Regions from separate parts of the Homo sapiens genome. Here region 1 is linked to region 2. Evidence: chromatin loops called from intact Hi-C (ENCODE). Cell type or tissue: PC-3. All regions are shown on one strand. Each heading gives the region's core, and the rest is flanking DNA. Links, peaks and the distances in the headings are about the cores only.

Region 1 (8,343 bases), core at 48-8,047, 250 kb before region 2:
TTTGAGGAAAATAAAATATGTCTATGGGCCGGGCGCGGTGGCTCATGCCTGTAATCCCAGCATTTTGGGAGTCCAGGGTGGGCGGATCACCAGGTCAGGAGATCGAGACCATCCTGACTAGCATGGTGAAACCCCGTCTCTACTAAAAATAACAAAAAAAAAAATTAGCCAGTCATGGTGGCGGGTGCCTGTAGTCCCAGCTACTTGGGAGGCTGAGGCAGGAGAATGGCATGAACCCAGGAGGCGGAGCTTGCAGTGAGCCGAGATCGCGACACTGTACTCCAGCCTGGGCGACAGAGTGAGACTCCATCTCAAAAAAAAAAAAAAAAAAAAAAAAAAAAAAAAGTCTGCGTACATAGGATTTAGATGGAGAAATCATGGACCCTAGAATAGATTCTCCATGCAGTCTATTCCAAAATTTCCTTTATGGCTGAGTAGTTAAACCAGTCAAGCAACTTCCTGTGTTTTCTTGTGGCTCATTGTGAAACACAGTAATCTATCCCAGGTATTTTGTGAGGTATCATTTCCTGTCTTACGTGCTTATTCACTCACTCTCACTGCTCTCAGGTTGTACTTCTTATAATGAGAATCAACAATTAATTCTCATCTCAGGCTTTTTATTTTTGGTAACTCAGGCTATGAACATTTGTAGTACAGGTGGTCCTCAAAAGAAAACATTCAGGATATAATTTTTTACTTTTACTTTCCAGCTGTCTGAATATAATAGATGCCCCATCATTAGTATGCTATAGCATTACAAATTAAGCTTTCCCTTGTGGCTAATTTTGATGAGGTATATATGGAAGAAAGGGTATTAGGAGATTAAATAACTTCAGCAATGAAGTGTTATGAAAGCAGTATAACTTTAAGGAAGCTGTAAAAGAAAAGAATAGACTCAGAGCTTTTGGCTGACTCTCAAAACCAGAATACCTTTATTGTACATTTAGGGAAGAACTTTATTTTCCTCGCTATGAAGCTGTGCCTATGATCTAATTTCAAGGTGGCAGAGATATAAAGGACACTAACTTACCAACTTTGTCAACTCTCTCAAGTAAAAGTCAAGGACCGTGTCGCCTATATAAAAGTTAGGGATAAGTGGACCTTGGACCCACAGGAGAGGAGCATTGGCTAGAGCCTGAAAGTCTCGAACACTCTAATTCGCCTGCATCCTACTATCTGGTAGAAACATTATAGTAAGAGGATTCAATCTGTGGTGTTGGCCAATCATGGTGTTTTTAGGGTAAAGCAAGTAACCTCTTATTTGCTAAAAGAACCCCCCTCCCAATCTGTGGATACCATGTAATATCCTCATATGGGGAAGTACCTCACAAAGTGATGCTTGTTTTCCTCAAAAATCACCCACATAACACCAGCTTGATAACAGAATAGGCAAGTACAATGTGGAAGTACAAGTGCTGATCTGGAAAACAATAGTCTACATGTCAGAGAAACTGTAAGACTTGGCTAATATATACTGGTAAAATTTGGAAATACGCAGATTTATATATTTCAATGAATTAGGCTAAAGTGATGTAAGGCTGGAAGAGGAAAGTTGATAGACATGAAGTTATGTTCTTTATGACAAGATTCAATGTTTTGGCAAGTACTATTAAAGTTGGCCTTAATAATCTTTCAGTGTTAGAAAAAAAATTTATTGGAAGGCCGTTAAGGTGAGATGGCTCCTGGGTGTTACATTTCTACATAAGCAAACTGAAGCAAAATGTAAAGAGTAAGATGAACCTAGAGATTTTACCAATTAGAAACCAAAAACACTACTTTAACTAGGGCCTTTCTCCTGTAACCAATTGAATATATTTTCTTTTTATAAGGTGTTCCGCAAACACCTTATAAAAGTTTCTGTCTCACATGAACCCTTCACCCAAATGGAGCACTGAACTGGTATTGCCTAATTCATGAGTCACTGTCCGCTAAAATAAACTTTAAAAATGTTAATGTGACTAAGTTTATTTTTTAATACCACAATAGTTCCTTGACATCTAGATTCAGAGATGATGTACATAATGAAGCAAGTATCCTGGAACTTCCTTGGCATAGTCTTTTAAAGGTTGATGGAAATACTGGGGTGGATTTTTACTACCTGGCTATTTTTCTTAGAGGTGAGCCCAGAGGACACTTTCTATTTTAGGGCAATAAGAAATCCTGCATTGAGATTTGGATTGATTTTACGGGATGCTTCCATAGAAATGGATGCCAAATATCAATGTGAATAATATGGATTATTTGATCACAGAATAGTAGGAGAAATGTGGCAGAATTTTATTTTCAAAAGCATACTGGACATTATTACAATAGGCAGAAAAGCTGGATTGGCTTTCAAGATTCCATTATTTGCAGGAATTTTTGGTGTTGGCTAATCGTGGTGTTTTTAGGGTAAAGCAAGTAACCAGTCACCTAGGATATTTCTTAACTTTCTAAAATAAGAAAATATCAACATCAGTGAGAAAAGGCCTGATAGCAGCTTCCATTGTGCAGAATCATTGCCCCTCATCTAAATTTGCAAATCTAAACTAGTTTGCTAATCCAGAGTACATTGAAGAGGAAGCTGGGACACCTTAAGGAAAGATCTTGAAATGTCACCACACATATATGCAGTAAGTATTTTAAACTGTTCCCAAGGAGACACATAGTCCTTCAGATGGATAAATATGGACTTACAAGGAGAATTACATAGAACTGACACATTTTCCAGAACACAAAATGCTACTGTAGTTCTCTGTCTTATTCAGAATTTACAGAAGCCAGGTGGTAAATATAGTTTTTATTTGAGTTCATTTTATAGTGCATCCAGTGCATCTGGAGACTTTACCCTATGTTTTTTTTTTCTGTTTCCAAATGTACAATTAGGATAAATATCATTAGCAGTTGATATAAAACCACATTTATTCTTGACCTGAATAGAGCCATTATAGCAAGAGGATTCAAGTGCAGGCTCCTTAAACTGTGCCTCTGCCCCTATATAATCAAGCGAGCAAATAAGGAAAAATACCGACATCGTGAAAATAAATTCTGGGATTAACACCCTCAGTCAAAGTGTTTGAAAATTCAGGGATAATAGTGCTATCCACATTTCTATTCAGTTCAGCTCCCCAGCTTCTGCAAAAAAAAAATGTGGATCATAGTAGGAAATGGTGGACTACCATAAAATTATCAGGTGGTGATATCAGTCACAATTGCTTTACTAGATATACGGTTGACCTTTGAACAACACAGGTTTGAACTGTGCTTCACTTAAATATGGATTTTTGCAGTAAATATATTGGAAAAGTTTTGGAAATGTGAGGTAGCTCAAAAAATCTTGCAGATAATCCATGTAGCATAGACATATTGAAACAATTAAGAAAAAGTTATGTCATAAATATGTAAAATACATGTAGGTAATATTTTATCATTTACTATCATAAAACTTACATATCTTATTATAAAAAGTTACAGTTTATCAAAACTTTTGCACCCAAATGCCCTACATGGTGTCATTCACAACTGAGATAAATGTAAACAAATGTAAAGATACAGTATTAAATCATGACTGAATGTACCTACTGTAGTACATACTGTACTATAATCATTTTGTAGCCACATCCTGTAGCTATTGTGATGAGCTCCTGTTGGGAATATCTGCTTAAAACACCATGTGACTCTTAAGTATCTCCCTGTTAGCAGTTCATCTTTCCAGTAAATTGCTCATCATAGTAAAAAGTGATTTCTTGAGATTCTCAAGTATTTTTATCGTGTTTGGTGCAATACAGTAAAGCTTGCCGAACACGGTGGGACCTATATGAAATGCCACTAGGTGATGCTGGAAGTGCTCCCAAGAAACAGAGAAAAGTCATGACATTACAAGAAAAAATTGAATTGCTTGATATGTATCATAGATTGATGTGTCTGCAGCTGTAGTTGCCTGCCATTTCAGACAGATGATTCATCTTGAAACAGACAATGTAAACATATGGTATTGATAAATATAGTACAGTACTGTAAGTGTATTTTCACTTTCTTATAATTTTTATAATATCACTTTGTTTAGCTTAAAACGGTAGTTGATTTTCTGTTCATGTGTGAATTTACTTAGGATAATGGCCTCAGGCTGCATCCATGTTGTTGCAAAGGACATGATTTCATTCATTTTTATGTCTATGTAGTATTCTGTGGTGTGTATGTACCACATTTCTTTTATCCAGTCTGCTGTCAGTGGGCACCTAGGTTGATTCCATGTCATTACTATTGTGAATAGTGCTGAAGTGAACATATGAGTGCATGTGCCTTTTTGGCAGAATGATTTATTTTTCTTTGGGTATATAACAGTAATGGGATTGCTGGGTCAAATGATAGTTTTTTATTAAGTTCTTTTAGAAATCTCCAAACTGTTTTTCACAGTGGCTGAACTAATTTGTATTCCCACCACTGGTTTGTAAGCTTTCCCTTTTCTCTGCAGCCTTGACTTTTTAATAATAGCCATTCTGACTGGTGTGAAATTAGCATCTCATTGTGGTTTTGATTTTCATTTCCCTGATGATTAGTATGATGAACATTTTTTCATGTTTGCTGGCTGTTTATATGCCTTCTTTTGATAAGTGTCTGTTCATGTCCTTTGCCCATTTTTAATGGGGTTGTTTTTGCTTATTGATTTGTTTAAATTCCCTGTAGATTGTTTATCAGACCTTTATTGGATGCATCATTTGTGATTATTTCTCCCATTCTGTAGGTTGTCTGTTTACCCTATTGATGGTTTCTTTAGCTGTGCCAAAGCTCCTTAGTTTAATGAGATCTCACTTGTCAATTTTTTATTTTTGTTACATTTGCTTTTTGGGACTTAGCCAAAAATTTCTTGCAAAGGCTGATGTTGAGAAGGTTATATGCTATGTTTCTTTCTAGAATTTTTATAGTTTGATGTCTTACTTTTAAATCCTAAACCATCTTGAGTTAACATTTCTATATAGTGAAAGACAGGGGTCGAGCTTCAGTCTTCTGCACATGACTAGCCAGTTGTCCTAGCACCGTTTATTGAATAGGGAGTCCTTTTCTCATTGCTTATTTTCATCTGCTTTGTCAAAGATCAGATAGCTGTAGGTGTGCAGCTTTATTTCTGTGTTCTTTAATGTATTCTATTGGTCTATGTTTTTGTTTTTGTACCAGTACCATGCTGTTTTGGTTACTATAGCCTTGTAGTATACTTTAAAGACAGGTAGTGTGATGCCTCCACTGTTGTTCTTTTTGCTTAGGATTGCTTTGGTTATTTGGGCTCCTTTTTGGTTCCATATGAATTTTAGGAAAGTTTTTTTTCTAATTCTGTTTAGAATGATATAAGTATTTTGACAGGAATAGTGTTGAATATGCAAATTGCTTTGGGCAGTATGGCCATTTCAACAATATTGATTCTTTCAATCCATGAGCTTACAGTTTTTCACTTTATTTATGCCATCTCCGATTTCTTTTCGCAGTGCTTTGTAGTTTCCTTTGTCAATATTTTTCACATCCATGATTTGCTATATTCCTAGATATTTTATTTCACAAGGCTATTAAAAATGAGATTGTGTTATTCATTTGACTCTTAGCTTGAACATTATTGGTGTATAGAAGTGCAACTGGATTGTGTACATTTATTTTGTATCCTGATACTTTACTGAAGTCATTTGTCAATTCTAGAAGCCTTTTAGAAGAGTCTTTGGGGTTTTCTATGTACAGAATCATATTGCCAGTGAAGAGAGATAGTTTGACTTCTTCTTTTCCTGTTTTATTTATTTTTCTTAGCTGATTGATCTGGCTAGGACTTCCAGAACTATGTTGAATAGGACTGGTCAGAGTGGCAAACTTTGTTTTGTTCTAGTTCTTAAGGGGAATGGTTCGAACTTTTGCCCTTTCAGTATGATATTGGCTGTAGGTTTATCATAATGGCTTTTATTATTTTGATGTATGTTCCTTCAATGCCTAGTCTACTGAGGGTTTTTATCTTGAAAGGACGATGGATTTTAATGAAGGGTTTTTCTTCATCTATTTAGATGATCATCTGGTTTTTGCTTTTAATTCTGTTTATGTGATGAATCACAACTTACTGATTTGTGCATATTGAACCAGTCTTGCATCACAGGAATAAAGCCTACTTGATCATGATGTATTAACTTTTTGATATGATGACAAATTCATTTGGCTGAGGATTTTTGCATCTATGTTTGTCAGAGATATTGGCCTTAAGCTGTCTTTTCTCATTGTGTCTGTGCCAGATTTTGGTATCAGGCTGATGCTGGCTTGGCAGAATGAGTTAAGAAGAAGCACCTCTTCCTCAATTTTTTTCAATAGTTTTGGTAAGATTGGTACCACTTCTTCTTTATACTTCTGGTAGAGTTCAGCTGTGAATCGATTTGCTCATGGCTTTTTTTGGTTATTAGGTTTTTATTACTAATTCGTTTTCAGAGCTTGTTATTCATCTATCTGTTCAGGTTTTTACTTTCTTCCTGGTTCAATCTGGGAGGTTGTGGGTTTTCAGGAATTTATCCATTTCCTATAGACTTTCTAATTTGTGTACATAGTGTTCATAATAGTCTCTGAGGACCTTTTATATTTTTGTGAGATTAGTTGTAATGTCATTTTCGTCATTTGTGAATGTTGTTCTTTGTATCTTCTTTTTATTCCTTTGTTAATCTAGCCAGTGTTCTGTTTATCTTGTTTATTCTTTCAAATAAGCAGTTCTTGGTTTCATTCATTGTTGGTAGGGATCTTCATGTCTCAATAACATTCAGTTTTCAAATTTTAGTTATTTCTTTCCTTGGGTTTGGGTTGATTTGTTCCTTTTTTCTTTGTTCCTCTAGGTGCAATGTTCAACTGCTAATTTGTGATGTAACTTCTTGATGAAAGTGTGTAGGGCTATAAATATTCTTCTTAATGCTGCTTTAGCTGCATCCCAATGATTTTTGTTAAATTGTGTCCTTTCATTCACTTCAAAGAATCTGCCTTAATAGGTCCCTGTTCACCCAGGTGTTATTCAGGAACAAGTTGTTTAATTTTCATGTTTTGTGTAATTTTGAGAGATTTTCTGGATATCAATTTCTGTTTTTACACAGTATGGTCCAAGATCGTGCTTGGTATGATTTTGATTTTTTTATTTTATTGATACTTGCTTCATTACTGAGCATGTGGTCCATCATAGAATATGTTTGTATATTCTGTGAATATACAATGAATGAATATGCATGAATATGATGCATATTCTATGCATCGTAGAATCTATCTATTTGCAAATGAGAAGAATGTGTATTCAGTTTGGTGGGGTATTCTGTAGATGCCTATTAGGTCGAGTTAGTCAAGTGTGGAGTTTAAGTGCAGAGTTTCTTTGTTAGTTTTCTCCCTCAATGATCTGTCTAATGCTGTTAATGGGATACTCAAGTTTCCCACATTATTGTGTGGCCATCTAATTCTTTTGTAGGTCAAGGTGGATTTGTTTAGTGAATGTGGGTGCTCCAGTGTCAGATGTGCATATATTTAGCTGAGTCTTTGTGTTGAATTGAAGAGTTTATCAATGTAATGACCTTATTTGTCCTTTTACATTTTTGAAAGTCTGTTTTATCTAATAGAAAAATAGAGCCTTCTACTCTTTTTTTGTTTGCCATTTGCCTAATAGATCTTTATTCATTCATTTACTTTGAACCTGTGGGTGCTTGTACATGTCTAATGGTCTCCTGAAAATAGTAGACAATTGTGTCTTGTGTTGTTATTCAGCTTGCCACTGTATGCCTTTTAAGTTATGTGTTTAGGTCATTTATGTTTAGGGTTCTTATTGATATGTATGGTTTTGATCCTATTGTCTTGTTTTTGCCTGGTTGTTTTGTGGACATCATTGTGTAGTTGCTTTGCAGTGTCTGTGGGATATTTTAAAGTGGGTTTTTGTGGTTAGTAGGTATTGTTCTTTGGTTTTCTCGGTTAACATTCCCTTAAGGACCTCTTGTAAGGCTGGTCGAGTTGTAATGCATTCCCTCAGTGTTTGTTTGTCTGAGAAGGATTTTATTTCTCCTTCATTTATTAAGTTTAGTTTGGTGGGATATGAAGTAATTTGTTGAGGATTCATTATTTTAAGGGTACTGAAAGTAGGACCCAATTTTTCTGGGCTTGTCAAACTTCTGCTGAGAGGTCTGCTACTAGCCTGATATGGTTCCCATGTTTGTGACATGCCCTTCTGTCTAGCTGCCTTTTATGACTTTTGGTTTCAGTTGGACTTTGGTGAATCTGATGACTATGTGCCTTGGAGATGTTTGTTTTATATAGTAGCTCACTGGGGTTTCTAGTATTTCTTGAATTTTCATGTCAACCTCTCTAGCAAAATTGGGGAAATTT
Region 2 (8,343 bases), core at 297-8,296:
TTTGTTTAGTTCATTCGCAGGAATATTATAAATACTTGCTAAATGTATAAATGTGTATTAGCTTTCTATTTCTGCAAAACAAACTACTACAAACTTAATATCTTAACACAAATTTCTAATCTCCCAGTTTCTATCTGTTAGGAGTCCAGGCATGGATTCCCTGGGCCCACTGCTCAGGGCCTCACCAGACCAAACTCAAGGTGTTTACTTAGACTCAATAGGATCTAGAGGTCCTCATCTAAACTCATGCAAGGTGTTGGCAGAATTTAGTTCCCTGTGATTGTAGGACTGACATTCTATTTTCTTGGCTGCTCAGTCAGGGGTTGCTCCTAGTTCACAAGGCTGCCCTCAGGACCCAGCTAACCTGGCCCCCTCCATAGGGCCTCCCACATTTCCAATCTCTTAGACTGCAGGAAGGTTCCAATCCCTCTTAAGGGGTCAGCGATAGATTAAGCCCACTCAGAGAATCTCCCTTTCGATTAATTCAAAGTTGACTGATTAGTAACCTATTCACAAGCGTGAAATCCTATCATATTTACAGGTTCTGCCCATATTAAAGAGGAGGGAAACATACAAAGGTATATACACCAGGGGGAAGGAATCTTGGGGGCCATCTTAGAATCCTGCCTCCCACAATGTACATAGTTAACAGTGTGTTCGGTATTACTCATATCTCCATAGAGAACTATCTTTCATGACAAAGCAGGTATATCTCCTTTTCAGAAATTTTATTAACAAAGATTGGAAGCTAAATCAGATTGTTATATTGAAGGATCCTGATGCCACCAGAAGTATACATAGGAGCAGTTCCTTCTATTGTTTTCATAATCCCTGCCTGTGCTAACATTGATATACTTAGCAGAACCCTCACATTGGTTCCCTGCTCTGTGGTATAAGAAACATTATTATAGAAAAAAATAAGCAGACCTCTCTGATACTGCCTCTTCAACCTATCCAGGATAGAAAATCAGAAACACTACTGCATTACATGCCAAATGGTAGAAATTGATGCCAAACTCAAAGACTTTTAAAAAATAAGTTTTGTGATCTGAATTCTTATCCTCATTTAATTCACCAATACTGGCCTATAACAAATTAGATACGTCATGGCAATTGAAAGTGAAGTTTCATATCTTTAACCAAGTGGCACACTCATTTTCACAGCTGCTTTAGCATATTTCCTACAAGAAGGCAACACAGACTCCATACTTGATATGTAGTTGTGGCAGACGCAGTAACAGCACTACAAAGATGTCTACGTCCTGCTCTCTGAAACCTGTGGATATGTTAGGTTACATGGCAAAGGAAAATTAACGATGTAGATGGAATTAAAGTTACTAAACATCAGACCTTAAAATAGGAAGATTATCTTGGATTATCTGTGTGTGCCTAATATAATCTCAAGGGTCCTTAAATGCAGAAGAGTGAATAGGGAGAGAGAACCAAAGAGACGGCATTGTGAGAACTGGCCAAACATTGCTGGCTTTAAGGATGGAGAAAGAGGCCATGTGCCAAGGAAAGTGGGTGGAAAAGGCATAGGAAAGGAGTCTTCCCTACAGACTCCAGAAAAGAATGCACTTTGCCAACTCTTTGATCTTAGCTCAGAGAGATCTATATCAGACTTCTGATCTATAGAATCACGAGATGAGAAATTTGTGTTGTTTTAAGCTACTGTTGCCATAGTCACAGCAGCCGCAGAAAATTCATATAGTAGCTATTAATTTAGTGAATGAATTTAATTTTATTCCCTGTCAGAAAAAGAATCAGAAGCATTCATTTGGATGGAAAGTAAATAGCACATGATCTCGCCTCAGGATGGTATTGACTCTGCTACATCGTCACACTGTAGTCTGAAAAGATCTTGATTATCTGGACATTCTATGGACAATCTCTCTGACTCTTTTTCAAGACTTTGGGAAGCAGGAAGTAACAGATACTCTGTATGCCTTTGTTTTTGTCATTGTTGTTGTTGTTGAAACAGCATTTCTCTCTGTCGCCCAGGCTGGAGCGCAGTGGCGCGATCTCGGCTCACTGCAACCTCGCCTCCCGAGTTCAAGCAATTCTCCTGCCTCAGCCTCCCGAGTAACTGGGATTACAGGCATCTGCCACCATGCCCAGCTACTTTTTGTATTTTTGGTAGAGATGAGTTTTCACCATGTTGGCCAGGCTGGTCTTGAACCCCTGACCTCAGGTGATCCAACACACCTCGGCCTTCCAAAGTGCTGGGATTACAGGTGTGAGCAACTGCGCCGGATCATGTATGCCTTTTTAAGTTGACTGCTTGCTAGAGCAAGGGACCTGCCATATTAATGAAACTTTTAAGGATCCAATGATATGGTGCATGCCAGGACATCAGAACTTCCTGCTACTGAAAGGTTGCAATGCTTGGCAGACATTTGCAGATTTTTGAAATAACACATACCATACTAGGGCGTACTGCTTTGATTCATTTATCAGGTGACTTAGAACACTGCCAATTTTGAGTGGGTCTAGAGCCGAAGTCAGCTTAGCAGCAGTTGTACGCTGTTGTAGAAACAGCCTTACCACTTGGGTGATATGATCTGGCAGATCCAACAAGTTATAGAGCAGGAGTCAGCAGAATGTTTCTGTAAATGGCCAGGTAGTAAATATTTTAGGCTTTGAAGGCCTTAGGGTCTTTGCTGCAATGACTACACTCTGCTGATGTAGTACAACTATTCAACGCTACCATTATCCCAAAATTATTCAACTCTGCCTTGGTAGTGCAAATGGAACCACAGACAATATGTAAACAAATAAGTGTGTCTATGTTCCAATAAAACCTTAACTACAAAACCAGGCCCTGAGTCAGATTTGTCCCGTAGGCTATAATATTCTGAGCTCTGCTGTAGAAAAGAACATTGTGTGGAGTCCTCAGAGTACTCTAATAAGAAAGTTACAGCACAGGCCACTAGGGTTTGGAATAAGACCTTCCTCTTCAGCAGGGAATTGTAAACCACTTGCAGTACAATTTCTGGATTGGGGGCCTTACTGGAAACTGAATATCTGATTGTAAGGCATCAAACGACCATATGACTAAAGCTGCCCATCATACACTAATCATTGTCAGACTCATCATGTCATAAATGTAGGCCACCTAGCAACAAACCAGTATAAATTGAAAGTGGTATATGTGGGATTAAGCCCAAGCAGATCTGGATGGCATAAGTAAATTACATAAACAAGTAGGAACCACCCCATCCACCACCTACTCTACATCAACATATCTATCTCCACCTACACCTGTGCCTTTGTGTGAAGCCCCAGTGACCAGCTAATAGAAGAATGAAAAAGGAAGAAGGAAACTAAAGCCTGGTTCACAGAAGGGTTGACTGAACACTACAACTTCACTGAGGGGTGGCCTTGAAAGACAGTGGAGAGGGGAAATCTTCTCCTTGGAAACACCTTCAGGTAGTACATGTGGTCACTAACTTTTGTAACATATTTATTAGTAAGTATTATCGTGGGCCTCTGGAAAACATCTTGAAAGTTCTGGATGAGAAGTTCAGGAGAAGGAAATCTGGGCAAGAAGCTACCAGATGGACCTGAAGTGGTGAGCATGAACTTGTTCAGCTTTAGTGAAATTTTATACTTAACATTTCTTTCACAGGTTAATGAGAAATTTCTCTAAAGTTTAGCAAAACCAAATATGAACTTTGAACTCTAGACAGCAAAAGAGGAAATGGAGTGAAAAGAAGGTTAATTTAAAAATAGTGGAATTGACCTGCTATTGATTCCTTTCTTTCTTGCTTGCTTGCTTTATTCATTAACTTATCATTTTTATGTCTGCTCTTCAGTATTAATTAGCAAGTATATTAATTCCAAGTATATATGGAGTGTCTTGTAGTGAGTGACGGGCATAAGAATAAGTACATATCAAAATAGTCAAATATATTATTAAAATTATCATAAGTGCTATGAAAGAAAACAGAATACTAAGAATAACAAGAGTAGATCACCTTAGAAACAGGTTTCTCTGAAAAGGTAACATTTAAGAAAATGTTAAGAAATATCACAAAAAATTAGAGGAAGTCAGCAGTACAAAGACTGAAATTAAAAGTTTTCAAGGAAAAGAGTAAACAAATAAAAAAGACCTTCAGGTTAGAAAGAGCTTTTCATGTTCAAGAAATAGAAAGAAGGTGAACATGATTAGTGTGCAGTGATAGATGGGAACCTTAAGAGAGGAAAGAGAGGTGGGCAGGAGAGGGAACACATCTTAGCATCATTCTGGGCACCTGTTCTCAATCAGGCAATTGCGCCCTCAAGGGGCAAAAAAAAAAATGATTCTGGTGTGGAGGGAGAATAGTTCTCTTCTTATATGTAATGCAAAGATACACATATAAAACATAAACAGACAGTAAAATTTAATAAGAGGTCATTATAAATAAAAAGTCTGAAAAGGCTCTTTAGGTGCTGAAAATGAATACTAATTTGAGAATTGCCAACTAAGGATAACACTAGTATTTTAAGAAAGAAACCTGCAAATTTCAGTGGCTTAACACAATAGAATTTTACACTATCATAACTTGTGGATATTACTTTCTCCTACTTGATGATTCAGGCACTCGGACTGTTTCTAAATTTTTGTGCAAATAGTTCCCAAGGATTCAGGGACTTCTGTTCCCAGCTCAAAATCTGGGATCTCACTCCCCGATTCTGTATTCTAGCAACTCCAACACAGATCCTACACTGTCATGATCCTGCGTTTCAGTAACTAGCAGACAACTATATGCCCTTATCTCCCCTCCCCATCCATTATATAGTTACAGCGCAGGGATAAGACATCCATGACAAAAAGCAAAACAAATATGCCACCTGAATATTCAGAGAAGGGAAGAATAAGAAAACACACCAACTCCAGTTCAAGGCAAAGGGGCAATCCTATAGGAGGGCGTCATGAAGCCCTGCTCTGGCAGGGGTGGAAGTTCCTGAGTAGACAGTAATTCTGCTCTCTGAAAGGATCATTGTTCTCTGTGAGCCTTCATTGCACTCTGCATAGATTTCCTAGTTCATGTTCCTGTTAGAGTCAGAGGTGAGGTGGATGTTGGCGTTATTCCCTCTGTGATGGCTGTGGGGCTTTACTAGCATGCTTTGTGCTTGTGTGTGTTTTGGGATCTGATAGCAGTTCAAGAACAAATATCAAAGGCTTTCTACTTCAGGGATTTTGATTTTTTTTTATTGCTACGGTTCTCCAGAGAAACAGAATTGTTAGGACATATATAGAGCGATATATACAAAAAGATTTTTTAATGAGGGATTGGCTCACATTCTTCTGGAGGCTGAGAAGTCACATGGTCTGTTGTCTGCAAGCTAGAGGCTTAGAAAAGCTGCTGGTATACTTGCAATCCAAGAACTGAATGGAGGGCCAATGATAAAAGTCCTGACTCAAGTCCTAAGGCCTGGGAATCAGGAGCACTGATGTCCAAGAGCAGAAGACAGATGTCCTGGCTGAAAAAGAGAGTGTGAATTCTTCCTTCCTTCACCTTTTTGTTCTGTTCAGGGTCTCTGTGGATTGAATGACGCCCACCTGCACTGGTGAAGGGTGATCTTTACTCAGTCTATCAAGTCAGGTTTTGATTTCCTCCTTAAATACTCTTGTAGACATCCACCTCACCTATGACTCTAACAGGAACATGAACTAGGAAATCTATGTAGAGTGCAATGAAGGCTCACAGAGAACAATGATCCTTTCAGAGAGCAGAATTACTGTCTACTCAGGAACTTCCACCCCTGCCAGAGCAGGGCTTCATGACGCCCTCCTATAGGATTGCCCCTTTGCCTTGAACTGGAGTTGGTGTGTTTTCTTATTCTTCCCTTCTCTGAATATTCAGGTGGCATATTTGTTTTGCTTTTTATCATGGATGTCTTGTCCCTGCACTGTAACTATAAAATGGATGGGAAAGGGGATAAGGGCATATAGTTGTCTGCTAGTTACTGAAACGCAGGATCATGACAGTGTAGGATCTGTGTTGGAGTTGCTAGAATACAGAATCAGGGAGTGAGATCCCAGATTTTGAGCTGGGAACAGAAGTCCCTGAATCCTTGGGAACTATTTGCACAAAAATTTAGAAACAGTCCGAGTGTCTGAATCATCAAGTAGGAGAAAGTAATATCCAGTCAAGTTGATACATACAACTAGTTATCAAATTTCCCCAGAAAAATTTCCTGTGACTTGGGGAGGCTTTTGCTTCTAATCAATGCTAAGTACCAGGAACTATATGAAAGTCCTTTGTTAGAAATAATTCTCAAGTCTGTCTTACCTCGTTTTCTCCCTTCCACACCTTTCACTCTCAACCTAATGGTGGCTATTTTGAGACCACCTAAAACACTTCACTTGAAAGGCAAAGTAAAACCTTATCTGATCTTTGCTTCTGGACTGAGTCACTTAGATTAACTGGGAAACTTTACTGGGTATTTGTTGCCCTTAACTTGTTCTCTGTCTTGTTTTACCCTTCTTGTCTGTAGATTTTCTCAATCTTGCTAAGCGGTAAATTTCTCTATTCTTTCCCATTTCAGCTATCAAAGCAGATAGTTATTGCATGAACTGTTATTTCTTAAAGTCCCATTTTACAGGGAGAGGGAGTAAAGCCAACATACACAAATGTTTTTAATTTTTAGAACAAAATTTCCCAAGAAATACAGGTACAGTAAAATCTTGGTCTGCTTTTCACATTATGGCACACAGCAATTTTATGAAATATTTGCCACATAATAAGTTATCCAACCTTCTGTCCTGAAGTGTTTACTGTTTCTTAGCCTGTTGCTCAACTACTGATAAAGTGCCACATTTGTTCATAACTAGTTGGAGTGGCATCCATCATCCAATACTATTTCTATGTTGATAGAGTAATTCTAGAAATGTGTGAAATAGTAAGTGAACAAAGGTGAATGCTCAGACAGCAGATATACTAGACCAATAGGAACAACATGTACTAGAAAAGACTCAAAACCAATGGTAGCTAGACAAGTCTTCCATTGGTCATCACATACCAGAGTAATGCTCAGAGACCTAGCAGAGCAAGACAAACTCAGAACACCTCCAATTATGGGGTTGTGAGGCTTTTAGGCCTTGAAGTTGAAGTTTATACACCATAGCAGATGAGTAAGGGAATCACCACCTGTGCTGCCTACCAAGACGTACTGGCCTATGTGTTCATCTGCAGTTGGTTCCACAGACATTTTCAGAAGGTGTGATGTGTGTGATTTCTGGCTACTCACATTTGTTAGTCTGTCATTCTTAGTCAAATTAATGCACAAACCTCCCACCATGGTAGCAAATAAACCCTACTTCAGTAAGTTAGCTTTCTAAAAAATGATTGCTGTCTTACCTAATAGAACAACCAGTTTTTCCTGTTATGCAGAGGGCTGTCAGAGAAACAACTCTTTTCATTGTGGGCTTCCATCCAATAGCAGTTTAAAAGGGGGATGGGAGGTGAGGGGAACCATACACATTTTTTCTCTGCCTTGGCCCAAATGTGGCATACATCACCTTATTAAGAATTGCGAAAGGTCTGAGGTTCTACCCTATTTGTAACTTAACAAGTTAGACTGACCCAACTTCAAGGTTGGTGGCAGAAGACATGAGACTCCTGAGTCACAGAAAAAGGGGAGTTTATTACTTTAAGCTAATTCCAGTAGCCAGTGTATCAGCATATATTTTGCACCTGTTCCCAGGTCCCCATTTCTATAAGGAGACACTAGGAGGGACAGATGATACATGCACATTTAGTGGGTTGTAGTCCACAGGAAAGAGACACTGAGCTTAAGAAACACGAATCTTTAGTAATGAGCAGGATGCATTTCTGCTTTTTGCTCTCAGAGAAACATTATCTGGGCAGTAAGCATGTGTGCTCTTTGCTCCCGTGAAGACACTATCTCTATGTAAATATGCCTTAAAAGATAGTCCAGGACAAACAGCAGTCAGTGCTTCTGCTTGTAAGACATGGAGACATCAGAGATCCATAGAGAATTGTTTCCCCAAAACAGCACTCCCTCTAATCAATATCATCTTGGTTTCTGGCAAATTTTCCCATTAGATTATGCCATGTCAACAGCTGCCCTGAATAATCTCAACAGCTACCCTGAATAATCTGACCATAAGGCTACTATCTCTAGTACTCTAAACAAGTAGATCTGGTCAATCTGCAATATTATGCTCATCCATGTCCTTCAAGGTATTTATAGAATAATTCCTATACATCAATAAGGTCTACTTTAGAAAACCAAGAAGTGTCTTTCACAAGTTTCTGCATTGAAATGGTCCATAGCATTAATCCAGCAGGATATATTTTCAATTACACAGACTAATCCTTGGCCCTCAAGGAT

The links. Peaks named below come from ENCODE experiments on the same cell type or tissue, not always from the same donor. Only the 100,000 strongest peaks of a DNase experiment are listed, where the experiment ranks them.
Region 1: it touches region 2 in a loop (13-fold over the local background); 2 of 110 quality-filtered maps call a loop at or near these places.

Annotation. Positions count from the first base shown.
Region 1 is chr4:175,121,143-175,129,485 of GRCh38, reverse strand. No RefSeq gene overlaps it. Among named protein-coding and RNA genes, the nearest start is that of ADAM29, 210 kb to the right of the region's middle. In PC-3, for the core only: a CTCF peak has its summit at 3,791 (motif pointing right); DNase peaks (open chromatin) are centred at 475, 1,945 and 3,865; H3K4me3 peaks cover 1,143 bases; H3K27ac peaks cover 3,632 bases.
Region 2 is chr4:174,870,058-174,878,400 of GRCh38, reverse strand. It overlaps LOC101928551 (a long non-coding RNA gene), which reads right to left. Exons shown (of 5, transcript NR_125900.1): 5 at 2,437-2,606. Among named protein-coding and RNA genes, the nearest start is that of ADAM29, 44 kb to the left of the region's middle. In PC-3, for the core only: a CTCF peak has its summit at 4,258; a DNase peak (open chromatin) is centred at 7,510; H3K27ac peaks cover 462 bases.